Regions from separate parts of the Homo sapiens genome. Here region 2 is linked to region 1. The links are chromatin contacts, found by Hi-C or POLR2A ChIA-PET in ENCODE. All regions are on one chromosome and are shown on one strand. Each heading gives the region's core, a stretch centred on a gene start or an enhancer-like site at or near the end of the contact. The rest is flanking DNA. Distances are from core to core; before and after follow the strand shown. Region 1 holds the start of FANCD2 (FA complementation group D2). Region 2 overlaps IRAK2 (interleukin 1 receptor associated kinase 2).

Region 1 (4,710 bases), core at 335-2,834:
AGATGAATTTCTTTTGATTACACTGCCTGGAAAAGTCTTGAATTATCGTAGACTGAACAAGTGTTTTTTCGTTTGTTTTTCTGGAGACAGGGTCTTGCTTTGTCACCCAGGCTGGACCAAAAAGGTCGAGGCTGCAGTGATTGAGGCTGCAATCGCAGTGGTGCGATCATGGCTCACTTCAGCCTCGAACTCCCGGGCTCAAGTGATCCTCACACCTCAGCCTCCCGAGTAGCTGGGACTACAGGCACACACCACTGCACCTGGCTAATGTTTAAATTTTTTTGTAGAGACAGTGGTCTCATTGTGTTGCCCAGGCTGGTCTTGAACTCCAGGGCTCAAGCGATCCTCCCACCTCAGCCTCCCAAAGTATTGAGATTACAGGTGAGAGCCACCACGCCTGGCTGTGAACAAGTTTTTTGATGGCCTACCATGTGCCTTGCACTCTGCTGCATGCTATGGGGTATAGAGTAAGGCAAGGTCATGACCCTGCGCTCAGAGTTTCTGTTCAAGTGATAAAATATGCAAACGGAAAAATAATAGATACTTAATCTAGTGCAACAAGAGCGAAACTCCGTCTCAAAAATTAAATTAAGTTAAATTAAATAAATAAATAAATACTGCAATGAAGTATGTGAGGAAGTTGCCTCCACCCTAGGAAGGGAAATGATAATTACAATTCCTTACATGTCTAACAGCAGTGTTACAGATTGCAAAGCGCTTTGGTGCTTAGCATCTCAGCTAACCATTGGAACAGTAATTTGGTAGAATGCAGATTATCACACTCACTTGACTGGATGTTACAAATACTAAAAGCTATAAAGCACCAGGCACTCTTCCCAACGAAAGGGTGGGATGGGATAGTTCATAGGTAAACCCACCGAGGGTTGGCGACTAACCTAAAGGATTAACAGCACCGTTTTTGTTTTTTGTTTTTAACACTCAATACGTCCTAGATCCTGTGCTAAGGGATTTACAGACATCATCTAATTTGATTCCCACCTGTCTATGAGGGAGGTACTGTTATTATCCCCATTTCACAGAGGACAAAAGTGAAACACAGAGGTAACGGGTAAGGTCACCTTGCCAGTGGGGGCGAGACGTGAACCTAGGCAAACTGACACAACGCCTGCACTTTCTTGTCCAAGGTCACGGCGGTGTGAGGTAGGCTGGGGAAGGGAGGGCGCTGACCTGTCAGATACTTGTTCCTGGGTGAGCTTCTTGTCGCTCTCCAGCAGGATGGACACGTAGTGGCGGATCATGTCTACGAAGAGTGATAACGATGGGTAGGACCACCCAGAGGCAGATGTTGGAGTCAAGCAACAGTTCTGGCCCTGCCATCTTCACTGAAAGCTGGCTCCCAGCCGGTGATGGGCGAGCTTCTCTTCACCGGGGCGCAGTTGCTTCTCTCTGACGTCGCCTCTGGGCCTTCTCTCGCCCCTATGCCCGGCTAGCACAGAACTCTGCTGCAGCGGTGAGCCCAGCTTATTGCCTTCAGCTGGGCTGCCCGGCCTTCCACTTCCGGCGCGGAAGTTGGCGTCACGTCATGGCGCGCCTCGGTGGCGTCAGAGCGGCGTCGGGCCTGGCGGGAAAGTCGAAAACTACGGGCGGCGACGGCTTCTCGGTGAGTAAGTGGAGCAATGGTCGTAGTCTCTCGAGGCCCCGCTCCCCTGCGGCCTAATCTCTAAGTCCGGGCCGCGGTCGGCGTTCTCCTCTGGGGCTCCGCGCCCCGAACCTTGGCTTCCTCATCTGCCCTGAGATGGGATAATCCCCACAGGTACCTTTCTGCGTCATTAAAATGCGGAAACGAGAAAGGCTTTTACCCTCACCCGCTTCCCGATGAACTAATCCAGGCAGTCGGCCTCATCTCACTTCTGTTGGGCTTTTCTGGAAGCCAGATGGTATCGCACGTGTTAAAGGCGGGTGCCTGGAAGCCGGACGTGCTGACAAGACTTAGTTTTTCCATCTGCAAGATGGCTGATAATGGTTATCCGTATTAACCGAAGCGGCGATAAATAAAAAGTTTAGCACAGGGCCCGGTACCTCGTAAATGTTAACCATTATTAGAAGTCATTATAATCATCAAGAGTAAGTATAGGTGGTGAAGAGCGCAGGTGCTGAAGCCAGACTCCGAGTTAGAATCCCAGTTCTGCCCGTGATGATGAGAATAATGGTACCCACCTCAAAAAGTTTTGTGGGAAATAAATGAATTATTAAATATAAAGCACTTGAAACAGTTCTTGTTAGCTTTTAGCATTTCCCCTGCACTGCGAGCTTTTTTCACTCTGAATATTCTCAGAAATTTTCCTTATGCCGGTAACTATGCTGGGCATTAGGGACATTGAGTAAGTGAGACTGGGTTCCTGCTCTCAAAGAGCCCCAGTCTAGTGTGAGGTAAGGGCCCCTAGGTATACCCTGTGGAGCAGGGAAGCTGCAGTAGCAAACTCCCTTAGGGATAGGAGGAACACTTTTCAAGGAAGATGACATTCGATTGAATGTTTAGATCTGAGTAGGAATTTCCAGGCAAATAAGAGCACTTCAGATGAAAAGAACACCTTTGTGCAAAGGCACTGAGACCACGAAGGTTCTGATTTACAAGATTAAAAGGTCATGTGATTCAGGCACTTCCCCCACCTCTGCTGTCTGATTTCTAACTCCACATCTCCTTGTTTCAGTATGAGTATCTATTTGCCTGGACTCCTCTTCTCCTACCCCTTCTACTGGCTAACTGCTGTTTCAGCCCTCAAGTCCCTGCCTAAAAATCACTTCTTCAGGCCGGGCGCGGTTGGCTCACGCCTGTAATCCCAGCACTTTGGGAGTCCGAGGCGGGCGGATTATGAGGTTATGAGATCAAGACTATCCTGGGTAACACGGTGAAACCCCGTCTCTACTAAAAATACAAAAAATTAGCCGGGCGTGGTGGCGGGCGCCTGTAGTCCCAGCTACTTGGGAAGCTGAGGCAGGAGAATGGTGTGAACCCGGGAGGTGGAGCTTGCAGTGAGCCGAGGCTGCACCACTGCACTCCAGCCTGGGTGACAGAGTGAGACTCCGTCTCAAAAAAAAAAAAAAAAAAAATCACTTCTTTAGGCCGGGCGGCTCACACCTGTAATCCCAGCACTTTGGGAGGCCGAGGTGGGTGGATCACTTGAGGTCAGGAGTTTGAGACCAGCCTAGCCGACATGGTGAAACCCTGTCTCTACTAAAAAAAAAAAAAAAAAAATTCAAGGAGATTGTCCCTAAGAAATGGTCCTTGCTTCTCTTTACCACCCTTACTAGCAACTAGACTAAATTTCCTAGTAAGCCCTCATAGAACCTGTACTTTTATAGCACTTACATAACTGTAGTTCAGTACATTAAGGCTATTTGTTACCATACTGTAAATTCCCTGAGGACAGGGATCATGTCTGTCTAGTTCACAGTTGTAACCCCAGCACCTAGCACAGTCCCTAACATATAGTATTGAAATCATGAATTAAAGGACAGGTACGTTGGGGATAGATAATGGAGGGTCTTGAATCTCAGATGGAGAGTGATGGGTTTTATCCTTCAGCAACAGCGAAGTAGTCTGCCTAAAGAGGTAACTAAGACTTGAAAGGAAGGTAGTATTGGCTAGATGTAAGAGTTGAAATTTGCTTAGCACCTAGGTTTAGGTAGCATTAATATGGAGATGTGAGCCCCTCTGATTTTGGATAGAGCAGTTTTCTTTGAACAATAGCTTTAACTTCTCAGAATTTATCTTCTAGAGGGTAACTTCTGTTTCCCGATTTTGCTCTAGGAAGTAATTTAAGTGCACAAGACATTGGTCAAAATGGTTTCCAAAAGAAGACTGTCAAAATCTGAGGATAAAGAGAGCCTGACAGAAGATGCCTCCAGTAAGTATCTAGTCATTTGTTGCTTTATTTCCTGTAGCAATGTGTGAGGCATGTGAGAGATATAAAGTTCCTGCTTTTCAAGTGCTGAGAATCTTCAAAGTGTAATGAATGGAGTGCACAGAATTAAGGGAGAAATATCAGATTTGGGACTGAGTTTTTGCCTCGAATTCTGCGTATAACTTTGAGTATGACCACAGCCTCTGGACCTCAGTCTCCACATCCATAAGAGGAATTAGTGTTACAGACTTTTTCTGCTATACATCATTTAGGTGTTGAGACACAAAGACATAACATAGTCTGTACCCTTAAAAAACTTTATGGTCTTTCTTCCTCTCTTGGAAAAAAAATATTATGATCTAGACACATGCTATGTTAGTGATGTGAAAGGAAAAATACATCAAAGCAAGCAAACCAGAGGCAAAGAAACAGTGCAGACTCTGCCCATATGAGAAATAGTTGACAAAGATCCCAAGAGTTCCAGATATAAGGAGTTGATGGCTGGGTGCTATCGCTCACACCTGTAATCCAAGCACTTTGAGGGGCTAAGGTGAGAGGGTCACCTAAAGCTAGGAGTTCAAGACCAGCCTGGGTAACATAGCGAGACTCCATCTCTACAAAAAATTTTTTTAATTAGCTGGGCATGGTGGTTTGTGCCTGTGGTCCCAGCTACTGAGGAGGCTGAAGTGGAAGGATCACTTGAGCTCAGGAGGTCGAGGGTGCAATGAGTCAATAACAGCACCACTGCACTCCAGCCTAGGCGACAGAGCAAGAGAGACCATGTCTCAAAAAGGGAGTGGGGGGCGGGGAGGTTGATAGTTCATTTATTGCTCTTATCTACTCT
Region 2 (4,781 bases), core at 888-3,387, 200 kb after region 1:
TCATCCATCTACCCTTTAGCTGCCCATCCATTCAGCGACCACTGACCCACCCAGCATCCCACCCTACCACCACCACCATCCTTGTCTGCCATTATGTCGTGCCAGGCACTAGGAATATGAATGTAACAAAAACACAGTCCCTCCCCTCAGGAGCTCATGGTCTGCATGTAGCAGTCTCCAAAGTATATTTCTGTAGAACTCCAGTTCCTTCGGACCTCTAGGATTGATGTGTTAAAAGGGTTTGTGCCCTGACAGGCTTGGAAATATTGCATTAGGCAAAGTCAAGCAGGTTTCTTTACCACAAGATTAATTCAAGCTGGTTGAATGGTAGTGAGCCTTTAATCTGGTACTTGTGAATTCACCAGAGAGGGGTATGCAGTGTTTCCCAAGCTCATTTGACTATGGAACCTTGTGTTCTCAGAATATCTGTCCTTGTCAGTGTTCCATGGAACCCAGTCTGGGAAATGCTGGCTGAGAAGAGTAACAGTCAGGTTGGCTTCAGCCAAGTGCATACAGCTGCCCCTTGGGCCTCACCCTCTTTTCTTCTCTAGCCTTGAACTCTGTACTTCCTCTCTCTGACCACAGTCTCCTGTCTGTCTACCTCTGCTACCAGAACCGTGGCCCTGAGTCACCTCTGCCCTCAGCCAGAACCCCAGATTCTGCACCTCCGTGTCTCCCAGCTGGTTCCTCTGCCTCCCTCAGCCCCACTGCAAGTTGTTCAGTGAAGCTCAGCAGGGCTAGTCCAGGCTCCTTCTCCTTTAAGAACCAGGGGGATGGGCAGGGAGTGGTGGCACATGCCTAAAATCTCAGTACTTTGGGAGGCCGATGTGGGCAGATCACCTGAGGTCAGGAGTTCAAGACCAACCTGGCCAACATGGTGAAACCCCGGCTCTACTAAAAATACAAAAATTAGCTGAGTGTGGTGGCATGTGCCTGTAATCGCAGCTACCTGGGAGGCTGAGTCAGGAGAATCACTTGAACCTGGGAGGCAGAGGTTGCAGTAAGCCGAGATCGCGCCATTGCACTCCAGCCTGGGCAACAGAGCAAGATTCTGTCTCAAAAAAAAAAAAAAAGAAAAAAAAGAACCAGGGGGATAGAACCCCTAGGCCCGGCTCAGTTACTTTCAGCTGTGTGACTTACACCTAGCACTTCTGTCTCTGGGCCTCAGTTAAGCCTTCTGTAAGATGGGGCTAACGATACACATGGAGATGAATGGGATAATGTATATAAGCAGGTGAGCATGGCACCCTGCACCCTGCACCTACCAAGAATATTATGATGACTGTGGTTATTGTTATTCCCACCTTTACACCCTCCTTCTGATATCTGTTTACTCTTGACCTTCTAACTGGTGTGTTAGCGTCACAGATGACTTCCTCATCCATCCATTCACCCTCCCACCTATCCATCTATTCATCCACCCATGCACCCACCCTCCCACCCACATACCCATCCATCCATCCATCCATCCATCCATCCATCCATCCATCCATCCATCCATCTACCACCCATCCATCCATTCATTCATTGAATGCCTCCTGGCTCCTGCCACCCTTTTGCTCAGCCCTGCCTCTGGTTGACTGATAACGCTTTTGAACTTTGATTCCTCCTGTGGGGATCACAGTGCATTGCTCAGTGTTTTTTGGTGAGTGCTCAGTGACCTCTATAAAGGACTTGGCTCAGAGCCTGCTCTGTGAAAGGGGCACAGGAAGTCTTTGTTTATTCATTTCCCCTTGTTCTGTCCCTTCCTGGCAGGGACCTGTCAGGAGTCCCTTTTCAATTGGCTCCTGTCCCACTTGCAGCAGTGATGCCCTCTGCTGCCCTTTTCTGGTCACTGCCAGTCTGTTATTAATCCTGGGTGGTTTAAAACCTTTATCCTTTCCTTCCTCCAGGCTTGGAGGGATTCTTGGCTATAAATGTGACCCTATTCTGACTTGCTTTGAGAGATGCTGTGGGAGAGAGGTTCCACACTAAGTGTGGGGTCTTCACACCTTTAATATTCACAACTGCTAGTCCCCATTTAACAGATGAGGACACTGAGGCTCAGGTTTTAGTTACTTGCCTAAAGATCACCTGAGCATATAAGGAACAGAGTCAGAATTTGAACTCAGGCCTGACTGTAGAGCCCTTAGCCATCATAGCATTGTCTCTACTGAGAAACCCTGTTCAAAGCAGTTTCCTGTTTATGAAGACATATATCATGGTTTGCCAATTTTGTGGTGACTTACACGTATACAGGGTTGTGCTCCTTCTGCGAGTGGATGCGCTAATGAATAAATAATGTTAGTAAAGGCCTGTGAGTGAAACATGCTATGGATGCTGCAAGATTTGTCTAGAATAGATACCTGCCTGCATGCAGAGTCTTTCCTTCCCTGAGATTCACAGAGCAATGCCTGCTTGCCATAGCTGAAGGTTTTTTGGTGTTTTTTTTTTTTTTTGAGACGGAGTCTTGCTCTGTCGCCCAGGCTGGAGTGCAGTGGTGCGATCTCAGTTCACTGCAAGATCCACCTCCCAGGTTCACGCCATTCTCCTGCCTCAGCCTCCCAAGCACCTGGGACTACAGGCACCCGCCACCGCGCCTGGCTCATTTTTTTGTATCTTTAGTAGAGACGGGGTTTCGCTGTGTTAGCCAGGATGGTCTCGATCTCCTGACCACGTGATCCGCCCACCTCAGCCTCCCAAAGTGCTGGGATTACAGGCATGATCCACCGTGCCCAGCCAGCTGAAGGATTTTTAAATGAAACAATCTTTAAAAAATAGTGTATATATACGTGTGTGTGTATCTATATTTATCTATACCTATATATATCTTATGGTAATACATATAAACACACACACACATGAATTTTTGAAAACCATCTTCTCTGCCTGGCTATCAATTAATTACAACCTTCCACTGGCAGCTTGGTGGCATCTTTAATTGGAGGAGGTGTTTAGTGATATTCCCATGTTCCAGATTTTGGGCAGGTGTGTCTGCTGGCAATGGCAGAGCTGCACCTGGAGCTCAGAACTGAGAAGAGAAGACAGAATCTGCTGCCTGGCTGTGTGCACGAGCGTCTGAACCATGCTAACTCACGTTCTGTTCTCTCCAGGTGTTGGCCGAGGTCCTCACGGGCATCCCTGCAATGGATAACAACCGAAGCCCGGTTTACCTGGTAAGGGAACTTGTCACATCTGGCTGGGAGGTATATTTGGGCCTCACAGCTCTGTAGAGAGGGCAACGACCTCAATTCTAGCTAGTTTTACACATGCAAATGAGGCCCGGTACAAGGTTGCATTTGCATCCCCACAAAGCAGCTTTAACCTCCCATCCCCACCTGCCAGCCAACCATTGCTTTTTCATGATAATAGCATCTGGGGCTTGGTGCGGTGGCTCATGCCTGTGATCACAGCCTTTGGGAGACTGATGTGGGTGGATCATTTGAGACCAGGAGTTCAAGACCAGCCTGGCCAACATGGTGAAACCCTGTCTCTATTAAAAAAAAAGAAAAGAAAAAACTTACAAAAAACCCCCAACATTATCCAGGTGTGGTCGCATGTGCCTGTAATCCCAGCTACTCGGGAGGCTGAGGCAGGAGAATCACTTGAACCTGGGAGGCAGAGGTTGCAGTGAACCAAGATTATGCCACTGCACTCCAGCCTGGGTGACAGAGCGAGACTCCATCTCAAAAAAAAAAAAAAAAAAAAGATTTTGGAATGTTTATAGAAAGCACTTGTATAAAAGAGAAAGCACTTCTCTATATATCAGGCAATTCATTAGGGATTTTCCTCAAATTGATAAAAGTTAATTTCAGCCCTTTTAAACAAGTTTCTATAATAAAAACAATTTCCATTTTGTAGGCCAAAGATCTGATATACACAGTCATTTAAAAAATATAACAACCTGGCTGGGTGTGGTGGCTCACACCTCTAATCCCAGCACTTTGGAGGAGGCCAAGGCGGGCGGATCACTTGAGGCTGGGAGTTCGAGACCAGCCTGGGCAACATGGCGAAACCCTGTCTCTACTAAAAATACAAAAATTAGCCAAGCGTAGTGGCACACACCTGTAATCCCAGCTACTTGGGAGGCTGAGGCAGGAGAATCGCTTGAACCCAGGAGACAGAGGTTGCGGTGAGCCAAGATTGCACCACTGCACTCCAGCCTGGGTGACAGAGTGAGACCCTCTCTCAAAAAAGAATAAAAATATAACAACCTAGCCTGACTTTGTGTTAAATACTTTCCATACATTATCTACCTAAATCATCTCAATTTTTCCATGATAGAGTCATTATATTCATCTGCAGATGAGGAAAGCTGGCTCTGAGTTTGGCCTAGGATCTCAGTTGGAATTACCAAGTGTCAGAGCTGGAATTCTGAGTCAGATCTCCCTGAGCCGACATCATGAGTTTTTTTTTTGTTTTTGTTTTTGAGACGGAGTCTTGCTCTGTCGCCCAGGCTGCAGTGCAGTGGTGCAATCTCGGCTCACTACAAGCTCCACCTCCCGGGTTCATGCCATTCTTCTGCCTCAGCCTCCCGAGCAGCTGGGACTACAGGCGCCCACCACCACACCTGGCTAATTTTTTTGTATTTTTAGTAGAGATGGGGTTTCACTGTGTTAGCCAGGATGGTCTCAATCTCCTGACCTCGTGATCCGCCCGCCTCGGCCTCCCAAAGTGCTGGGATTACAGGATCTTGAGTTCTTAACCACAGCAGTCTCCTGCTTGTTTCTTGTGACAGTCCAACCATACGAATTCAGTATTATCATTCCCATTTACAGCTGAGAAAACTGAGGGCAAGCTGA

The links. Hi-C counts contacts between places; a loop is a spot of excess contacts on that map. ChIA-PET counts read pairs that join two places held with the same protein, here RNA polymerase II (POLR2A). Pooled maps may share reads with other maps.
Region 2: a map of CD8-positive, alpha-beta T cell shows a loop between it and region 1 (18-fold over the local background). The contact joins the enhancer-like site here to the promoter of FANCD2 in region 1. A Hi-C loop is called at or near these places in 19 of 168 maps with a recorded cell type or tissue (CD4-positive, alpha-beta T cell, CD4-positive, alpha-beta memory T cell, CD8-positive, alpha-beta T cell and 16 more), 20 of 37 single-sample maps with no recorded cell type and 32 of 50 pooled maps. POLR2A ChIA-PET finds 5 or more read pairs at or near these places in 7 of 52 experiments (B cell, CD8-positive, alpha-beta memory T cell, HepG2 and 4 more).

The regions. Positions count from the first base shown.
Region 1 is chr3:10,024,853-10,029,562 of GRCh38, forward strand. It overlaps FANCD2 (FA complementation group D2), which reads left to right and starts at 1,585. Exons shown (of 44, transcript NM_001018115.3): 1 at 1,585-1,621; 2 at 3,773-3,869. The coding sequence starts at 3,806. It also overlaps the pseudogene CIDECP1. RefSeq lists enhancers at 1-412, 1,048-1,683, 1,684-2,318.
Region 2 is chr3:10,223,279-10,228,059 of GRCh38, forward strand. It overlaps IRAK2 (interleukin 1 receptor associated kinase 2), which reads left to right. Exons shown (of 13, transcript NM_001570.4): 10 at 3,093-3,155. Among named protein-coding and RNA genes, the nearest start is that of TATDN2, 23 kb to the right of the region's middle. RefSeq lists enhancers at 2,026-2,808, 2,984-3,033 and a silencer at 3,147-3,441. Within about 2 kb of position 2,138, at least 13 of the 41 ENCODE cell types and tissues checked have a DNase peak (open chromatin) inside an H3K27ac peak, as active enhancers do; they include CD4-positive, alpha-beta T cell, CD8-positive, alpha-beta T cell, GM12878 and 6 more, where a contact is called at or near this core.